Regions from separate parts of the Homo sapiens genome. Here region 1 is linked to region 2. Evidence: read pairs that join two places in POLR2A ChIA-PET (ENCODE). Cell type or tissue: IMR-90. All regions are shown on one strand. Links, peaks and the distances in the headings refer to the core of each region. The heading gives the core; the rest is flanking DNA.

What was found. Peaks named below come from ENCODE experiments on the same cell type or tissue, not always from the same donor. Only the 100,000 strongest peaks of a DNase experiment are listed, where the experiment ranks them.
Region 1: POLR2A ChIA-PET joins it to region 2 with 6 read pairs; 4 of 35 experiments call an interaction of 5 or more read pairs at or near these places.

The regions. Positions count from the first base shown.
Region 1 is chr3:13,023,176-13,027,557 of GRCh38, reverse strand. All of the region lies in intron 1 of IQSEC1 (IQ motif and Sec7 domain ArfGEF 1), which reads left to right. Among named protein-coding and RNA genes, the nearest start is that of IQSEC1, 48 kb to the left of the region's middle. RefSeq lists enhancers at 1-243, 244-745, 4,112-4,211 and a silencer at 2,360-2,489. In IMR-90, for the core only: no CTCF peak of the experiment used is centred there; a DNase peak (open chromatin) is centred at 2,237.
Region 2 is chr3:12,942,636-12,947,017 of GRCh38, reverse strand. The region is part of intron 1 of IQSEC1 (IQ motif and Sec7 domain ArfGEF 1); the gene reads left to right. LOC105376956 (a long non-coding RNA gene) reads right to left here. Exons shown (of 5, transcript XR_940601.4): 5 at 4,126-4,194. Among named protein-coding and RNA genes, the nearest start is that of LINC02022, 60 kb to the right of the region's middle. RefSeq lists enhancers at 1,290-1,975, 1,976-2,661, 2,793-3,373. In IMR-90, for the core only: no CTCF peak of the experiment used is centred there; no DNase peak of the experiment used is centred there.

The DNA.
Region 1 (4,382 bases), core at 305-4,304, 80 kb before region 2:
AGAATCCAACCTCTTGTCCTCACCTTCCTGTCCACCACCCCAGTCCAAGCAACAGTTCCTCCCTGGCCCCTGCCTGGCCATTGCCCCCTTGCGGTCTCTTTTCTGCACAGCAAGTAAAGTGAGGCCCTGCAGGCCAAGTCTGGCAACTTGGACGCTGGCCCTTTGTGCTCCATAAGATGGACTTGCGGAAGCTCTTCTCTGCCTTCTTTCCCAGCTCCTGCCCTGAAGTGAGTGCCCAGCCCCTGCCTGCGCACTGGATATTAGTGGCCATCCTAGGCCCGAGACAAGATGGTGGAACTCAGGATGCCAGCTGCCTGGGAGGCTGGGAGCCCACTACTGTCCTCCAAGACCCAACGCTCTCAGCACCCTGGACTTTCATTTTTCCATTTGGAAAACGGGCATTCCAGCACCCATCCTCAAAAGGCCAATGCTTCTTGAGAAGGGGGATCCAGGGTTTTGAAGTTCGGCCAACTCGGTGTATGTGCCTTCCTGCGCCTTGCATGGCTCTGGGCACCATTGGAAGACTGCAGATATAAATGACAAGTGATTTATTTTGTTTTCAGCCTCCAGAGCTTTAGCTTTAGAGTCAGATAGGCAGAGCTGGGTTTATATATCATCCTGAGTAACTAACCTCAGCATCTGAACCTCAGTTTATTAATTGGTAAAAAAAAAAACAAACAAAAAAAAAAAAAACTGGGGAGATAATAACTGCTACTTCATAGGGTGATTGTGCAAAGAACTAAGCTACATAGATCTCCTCACCTGCTCATGTGAGCTCTCAGAGCAGTGAGGGAGGGATGCAGAGACAGGTCATCCAAGTGCAGGGAAGAAATGGCTGCAGTCCAGGCTCAGGGAACGGAGAGGATGCAGGGCAAAAAAGGATGGACTCCTGGAGAAGGGAAGTGTATCATCCAGAGAAATGATCTAGTTTATACGCCTTCTTCATGGCACAGCCCACTGTGGGAAATCGTTTTCATTTGCTCCCTTGGTACAGAAGGAAGGCCAGCCCCACCAGGCTCCACAGTTTTGTTCACCAAATCCTCAAGTGATATCTGGCACAGAGTAAGCCAATTAATGAATGTTGACTGGGTGAAGGAACAAGCCAATGGAAAATTGGCTTCCTAGAGGAGGTGTCGTCTGAGTTTGAGCCTTGAGCATTGGGTCCTGGTAGGAAACATGGGTCACTACACAAGCTCCCTTGCAGTGTGGCCCGTGATGGGGCTGTGTGCAGGGTGGGATGGGGTTAAGGGAACTGGACACCTGGGCTGGCAGAAGGGGGGAACCCTAACCAGCCCTGGGCCAGAGGGTTGGGGGAGAGAACAGTTTCATGAACCAGAAAGAGAGAGACCTGGGTGCAAACAGCCACCCATCAGGACTGTGGCTGCCGAGGGGCACAGGAAGCGAGGACAGAGCTGAGGCAACGAGTACCCTGACCTATCATTCTCTCCTCCACCTCCTGACCTCCTGCCAGGGCCGCTGCTGGCCACCCCGTCAGGAACCAGGAGGCAGTGGGAGCCTGGGAGCTGCAGTCCCGGGCCCAGAGCAGACTGGGGCATGTGGAGAATAACTGGGCAATATGTGCAGAATTCCTGGCCCAGGGTGGACAGGCCTGGAGATCTGGGAGGGCTCAGGGGTGTTGTGATGGAGTGGGGGCCACTTGGGGGTGTCAGGAAGCTCAATGCAGAGAGAAGATGGCAAAGGGCCTTGCCCACCCCACCCTGGTCTCCTGTGGGTGACGGTCAGCATGGGAGAGTGGGTGGAATAGGAGAGGCTGCACGGACCCCCAGTGAGTAAGGAGAGGTCTCATACTGTCACCTGCAGTTCCCCAGGCGGGAGTCGAGTATAGTGTGCCCATTTTGTGGATGAGAGATGTGGAACAGTGGCTTGCCCCTTAAGCCAGAGGCAGAAATTAGAGGGTCTCAAGGCCCTAAGACCACAGGCAGACACATCTCAACAGGCGAGGAGAGGGCACACATTCAGCAAGGCCTAGAGGCCAGACAGAGGCTCACTGACCCTCACTAAGCTTCCAGAGTAGGGGGCACCCCTTCCAGTCCTCATTTCCCCAAGCAGGGTCCCCTTCAACACTGTCCCTCCACTGTGCCTGCTGCCTTCCTCAAGTGCACACAGTCCCTGAGCTGTGCCCTGCCCTCAAAGGCCAAGTTCACAATGGCATCAGCATCTCCCAGGGAACAAATGTGTCCTTCCCTTTGCCTGGGCGGCAGTGACTTCATCCCCAGCGGGCTGTGTGAGTCACTGGACTGAGGTTGGAGGGCGAGCCAGTTCTCTGCAGAGCCCGGCTTTGGCCTTGTGGCTGGGGAGATGGAATGGCTGAGGGGGTGAAGGCTTCCACGCAGACCTGCCCTCGCTTCCCCCACTCTTTCTGGGGCTCCTTGTGTCCTACAGGGCAACTAGCACTGAGCACCTAACACGTGCCCGGCAGTGCCAGGGGCTTTTTAGGTGACAGCTGGTATTTACTGAGTGCACTCTCTGTTTCAGAAACCATTATGAACTCTCACTTCAAGAACTGGCCATGCTGTCCTGCAGACAGTGATGTTGAGAGGTTAAGTCTTATACCCAGGGTCACACAGTTGTGGTATCACTCATTCCTCATCACAGCCTGGAGGGCAGAGATTTTTTATTCCTGTTTTGCAAAGGGACAAACTGAGGCTCTGCAAGAGGAAGTAGCTTGTGTAGGGACAAAGGAGTCAAAGATGAGTAAGGAGTGCCCTGTTCTCAAGGATGAGCCCCCGAGGATGGCAAAGACAGATAGAGTGTGACATGTCCCCGATGAGTGGATGGATGGGTGGATGGACAAATGGATGGACAGATGGGTGGATGGGTGGGTGGATGGACAGATGGGGTAGATGGATGGATAGATGGGTGGATGGATGGACGGATGGGTGGATGGATGATGGACGGATGGGTGGATGGATGATGGACAGATGGGTGGATGGATGGATGGGTGGGTGGATGGGTGGATGGATGGATGAATTAAGGCTCATTTGCAATGAATTCAAATTTACAATGATATGCAGACAACGTATGATATGTGGATGGGTGAATGGATGGACAGATGGATGGATGGGTGGATGGATGGACAGATGGGTGGATGAGTGGATGGGTGGGTGGATAAATGGGTGGATGGATGGATGGATGGATGGATGGATGGATGGATGGATGGATGGAGTGATGGATGGGTGTATGTGCGGGTGAGGGAACAGATGGATGGATGGGTGGATGAGGGGATAAATGAATGGATGATAGGAAGGAAGATGATAGATGGATATGTGAATGGATTAATGAATCCATGGATGATTCATTGGAGAGGAAGGTGTGTGGATGTGTGAATATATGAATCAGTGGGTAGAGATAAAGCGGGTAAGCAGAGGCTACTTCCACCCACAAAAGACATTGTGAAAACTTCCCCTACTAGGAGGACAGGCCAGATAAACATTTGAATGGAGGCCTTAGTCTGTGTGGCACAAGGAACCGAGGCCAGTATGAAAAGTGACAGGGAAGTAATGTCCAAGGGAGAGTTTCCTTAGGTCAGTGGGGTTCCATGATGGAATGGGGAAGCTTAAAGAAAAAACAAGGAATGGGGAGCCTTGAAAGGTAGTGAGCTTCACATCATTGGGGGTGTTCAAGAAGAGGCTGGGCAGCCACTCCCGCTGCATGCTGTGGAGGAGCCCCTGTGGCAGGTGGAGGTCTGCTGTGGTGGCTTGTGAAGCCTCCTCTGATGACAGGGAGAAGAATTTGGGTTTCCGAGTCCCCCAGGGAGGCCACAGCCTTTGTAGAAACCTATCTTGTTTTTGGATTAAAAGTTCTTTCCTGGCTCAGGGGATGGAGAAGCCTGCAGCTGCTAATCCTTGATGTGGGAATCAGGCTGGAATCTGAGACAGATTTCCCATTCTGCACAGGCCGGGGGTGGGGCCTGGGGACAGAGCAAGGCTTTGGAGCCCTGGCCCCACCCTCCCTGTTTCTGCAGACAGGTGATGGCCCTCTCTGAGCCTCAGTTTCCCCCGGTGAAATGGAAGCTCTGCTGCCCACTATACATGATGCCCAGGGCCCTGCTGGGTGCCAGGTGCTGGGTGCACCTGCCCTTCTGGGGGACTTCCTGGGGGCTGTAGGTGGGGAAAAGTAGATCTGTGAGTGTTGACCTTGATCCGTGAGTCATTATCCCTGGGGGCCCTGCCTGGGAAGCCCCAGCTGCCTGGCCTGGGCTGGGCCTGGGAGCAGCTGGTGGAGACCAGGGTGGGGGCTCAAGCTGGGGCCTCAGTCTGGAAATGCCCCAGACCCAGCCTGGGCCCAGACCCCAAGGCCTTCAGCTGCTCAGAGGCTCCAGCCCTTCATCCCACCCCACTCCATCCCTACAGAGAGGAGCC
Region 2 (4,382 bases), core at 220-4,219:
ATGCTAGCTGGGATCAGTTGTATGGAGTGCTGTGTTGGAAGGAGGCTGAGGCTTCATCCAAGCTCTTTAGGAGGGAGTCTGTGATCAATTAGCAATGTCTGCCAGGGAGGAGTGGGTAGGGCATGCAGGTGTCCCAGGTCTGCTGTCCCTGCCCTCAGGCTCTGGACTGTCTGTGCAGCCCCCAGACACTGTCTTCTGCTGTGTCTGAGAACTGTGGCGGGCAGCAGGGCTATTTTTGCTCCTGGCTTTTTATTCATGTTGGTGACTGGCTTCTCGGCCACATCATGACATCAGCTCACATTCATCTTATAGTCCACAAAAAATCCCCAAGGCTTTTTCATAAGAACAGCCATCAAACTAGATCTTTACCCCATTTTGATGTTATTTCCAGTGTGTGGATACAGAATTAATTTCAGTCATCCCCTTGTCGATGCTCATTTAGGTTATTTCCAGATGTTTATAATCAGAAACAACACTGCTGTGGACATCCTCGTATGTACTGCTGCACACATTGGTCTTATTTCCTTTGCACAAATCTATGGAAAGGGGCTGGGCGGCAGCCACCTAACGCTCATAGGATGTTCCAGAGACTCTGAACTGCCAGGAATATTCAGGGACTTGGAAGAGGTGCCTCGGCCCATTCCTTGGTCTGCATGTAGCCCAGGTGTCTGAGAGAGATAATAAATTCAGAGGCGCAGTTAAGGACTCACACTGGTGTGTTCACCAGTCCTGTTCAATGGGCTGGGTTTTTGGGAGAAGCATCCCCAAGGCAGCTACAGTGGGTGGTGAGATGTCCAGCAGCTGAGCTCAAGAGGTCGGGGCAGGGATATAGGAGCCAGTCTGGCTGTTCTCTAACCCAAAAGTCCCACCTAGAGACTCATGTATGCTGGTAAAATGTGACCATCACTTTATAGCCAAGCTCTGTCACTAAGGTATCTGTGTTTCTGCCCTAGAAAGGGAAAGGTTGACATAGGATAGTTCTTCCTGCCCCAGGAAGAAACTGGGTAGAGCTGAGTCCTAATCAGGAAGGTGGGGCTGAGAGCCCAGAGTGTTGCTGTAGAGCAAAACATCTTTACGAGTTCAGCCAGAAAATAGTCAAGCGTCCACATCATTTAAGTTCGATAACTTCCTGTCCTGATTTATACTCCTAGCAGCAGAGTCCTAGAGTGCCCATGGCTGCATGTACTTGTCAATACTGGGTATTTTCACTTAAATTGTATTTTTATTTATCAGTTCAGATAAACTCAGAAAAGCCACTTTTTTAGGGTCTAATACTGCACTGCGTAGTTGCTGATTGGGGCCATCAAGAGGTGATGTCCTCTGGCTCAAATGGGTTCATAGCTATGTGGAAAATTCCACACTGTGCTCACTTTTGTCCACGTTTGCTGAAGAATCCTGTGGTGCCACACTGGTTGCAGTAGGATGGCCCAGCCATTTCTTTTTTTTGGGGTGGTTTGAAGTTGGGTTTGATTTTTTTTTTTTTTTTTGGAGTGTGGAAGGGCTGCCACATTGCACAAGCTGATGCTATTCAATAGACTGGACAGGACCCGGTGACAGATTGAATGGGGGCGTTTGAGTCGGGGGAGGGATTAAACTGATGACCCCCAGGACCCTGGCTCCAGGATGGAAGGGAAGACTGTGGGTGACTGTCAGGCCTTCCCTTCCTGGAGAGGGAGGCCCGGCCACTCCCAAGCATGTTCTGGACCTGCTGACCCAGGGCAGCCAGGAACCCAGGAGTGCCCAGAGCGGAATCCTGGGCTGCCACAGGCCCAGAAAGTCTGCCCCAGGCCACCACCATTGCAATCCTATCCCCAAAGATACCCTGCCCCGGGGCCCAAAGCCACCCTGAACTACCAGCGCCAGGCACTCCCATCTCCTGCCCATTCTGAGTTCAGTGGCTGCCGCCTGATCTCTTTCCCCAACCCCCTCTGCCCCACACCGCGGCCAACTGGGAACAAAGGCCCCTCTCAAGTTCTCAGGCAGGCCTGGGCCCTCACTCACCCCCAACCATCAGGGAAGGATGCCCTGCTCTGCCTGCTCACAGTGGTTTCAGGCCAGGTTAGAAAGGGCTTGGTGAAGGGTGGAATTCCTTCAGACTTGAGGTGAACATTGCTCCTCCATCCTGGGTCGGGGGCAGCACAGTGAGGGTCCCACACTCCCCTCCCTGACGGTGCCTCCCAGCAGCTCAGCAGCAGCCTGTGGGCCACCAAGGGGCTTCCTGCTTCAGCTCCAGGGACCTGCAGGGAAACTGCTTGTCTGTCTCTGTGCTTCTGTGAACTTAGGGTGATGAGATTGTTTTGAATCCTCCTCTTAGGAGCGGAGGCCCGGCTGCATCTCTTTAAGGACCAGCCGTTGTTCCCTGTGATCTGTGCCTGGAAGCACAGATTTGGCGCCTGACTGAAGTGCTTCCAGTCCCGGGCGTGTGTGATGTGCCCTCGGGCTGCAAAGACGAGGCGAGCCGGAGGGAGGTGCACAGGCCTGGAGCAGAGGCGTGGGCTCTGGGGTCAGACAGGAGGGAGGTGCACAGGCCTGGAGCAGAGGCGTGAGCTCTGGGGTCAGACAGTGTGGGATGGGCTTCCCGGCGAGGCCAACGCTCCCCTGCAACCTGAGGCTCTGGGGCCTGAAGTCTGAGATGGGGACTCATTTGCTCCTTTGTACAGTTGATTAGGTTGGTGAGTGTTTATTGCGAGTCCCTGCTCAAAGCTTTAGCAATAGAATGGGAGGATTTTCAGATCTGCCTGTTCTCCCCCTCGCCCCCTACCAAGGCACACACACCAGGTCCAAAGGAGGCTGCTGTGGGTGGGGGCTGTAGGGGAGGGGCTTGGGAGACTCTCATGATGTGGAGAATCTCGAAGGGTGGTGTTCCTCAGAGGGCTTGCAGGCATTGAGTCCAGCCCACCGTGTTACTGATAGGGAAACTGGGACCTTGAAGGGAGGGGCAGCCTGCCCTGATTCTCAATCTGATGAGGGCAGAGCCACAGAGGGCCCTGGGACCCCCTCTTCATTCAGGCTCTTCCTCAGGAAGACGCCTCTGTCATGGCCCAGCTCCTGGGGAGTGGGGTGGGCATCCCCTGCCTGACCCCGGAGGCCAGAGCCAGAAGTCATGTCCTAATCTGCAGGCTGGAAAGCAGGTGCCAAGATCTGCAGCCCAGCCCTGGCTCAGGGCAGAATTGGCAGCAAAGGGCCGTCACTCCCTACCACCTGGGCCACTGGTTGTGCCCTCTGCTCCAGGCCGCCTGCTGGGGCCCCCACTCCAGGCTTCACGGGAGCCGGAGACGTCACATTCTGCACTGGGCACTGGGGTCCTGCAGGCCTCGTGAGGAGCAGCAGAGACAGAAGCAGAGCAGAACAGGGCTGGACCCACTGCCCTGGGTCTGAAGGAGGTCTGAAGGAGGCACCAGGAGGGGGCACCGCAGCTGAGTGGGGTCTGTGTGCCCATCTCTCTGCTGTGCCCATCTAGTGGGACCTCCACCCCGGCCCGTGGGAGCAGAGGGTCTTTCAGGGTCCTTCTAGCCCAGGGTTGAGTGATCTGACAGGGACAGGGCACCTGGCAGGGTGACTGGATGTTGTGTTGGAAACTGTGACATAACTCGCTCCCTTCCCTGCTCGTCCTACACTGAGAAGCCACCTGCAGCGGAAACCAGCGTCTGCACACAGTGAAAAGGCTTGCGAGTTCCGAGTCGGGATGAGCTCGTCAGCCCGCCCCGCATGGCCCCACCAGGGGCACTGCTCCCCCATGGTGCTTGGAGATGTCAGAGAAATGTGTGCACATTGCAGGGACAGGAGGTGGTGAGGCGGAGGGGACCACTGGGTCTCAGGGTCCCACCACTTGGGCTTGAACTCTGACTCACCTACTTCCTACCTGGGTCATCCTGGCACCCCCTGTAGGCCTCAGTCTCCTCACCTGAAAAAGGGGAGTCGATGATTCCTCTTTGTAGACTGCTTTTAAGATTTAGAGAAAATGTATATACAGCAATGTATGAGTTTCCAAATTCGCCGTGACACACACCACACACAGGGGCCTTCGACAACAGACATTTATTGTCACACAATTCTGGAGGCTGGAAGTCGGGGATCAGGGCGTAGGCAGGGTGGGTTCCCCCATGGCCCCTCTCCTTGGCCTGCAGGTGGTCTTCTCCTCCTCGGGTCCTCGCATGCTGCTCCCTCTGTGCGCGTCCGTGGCCTCATCTCTGCCTACAAAGACACCAGTCAGGCTGGATCAGGACACCCCAGTGTCCACAAAGACCCTGTTTCCAAAACACAGTCCCGTGCTGAGGTGGGGGCCAGGGCTTCAACACACAAATGTGGAGGGTACAGTTCATTCACAGCAAACACCAGCACAAGGGCTGGCCCCATGTAGGCATACAGTACAGAATCGCTTT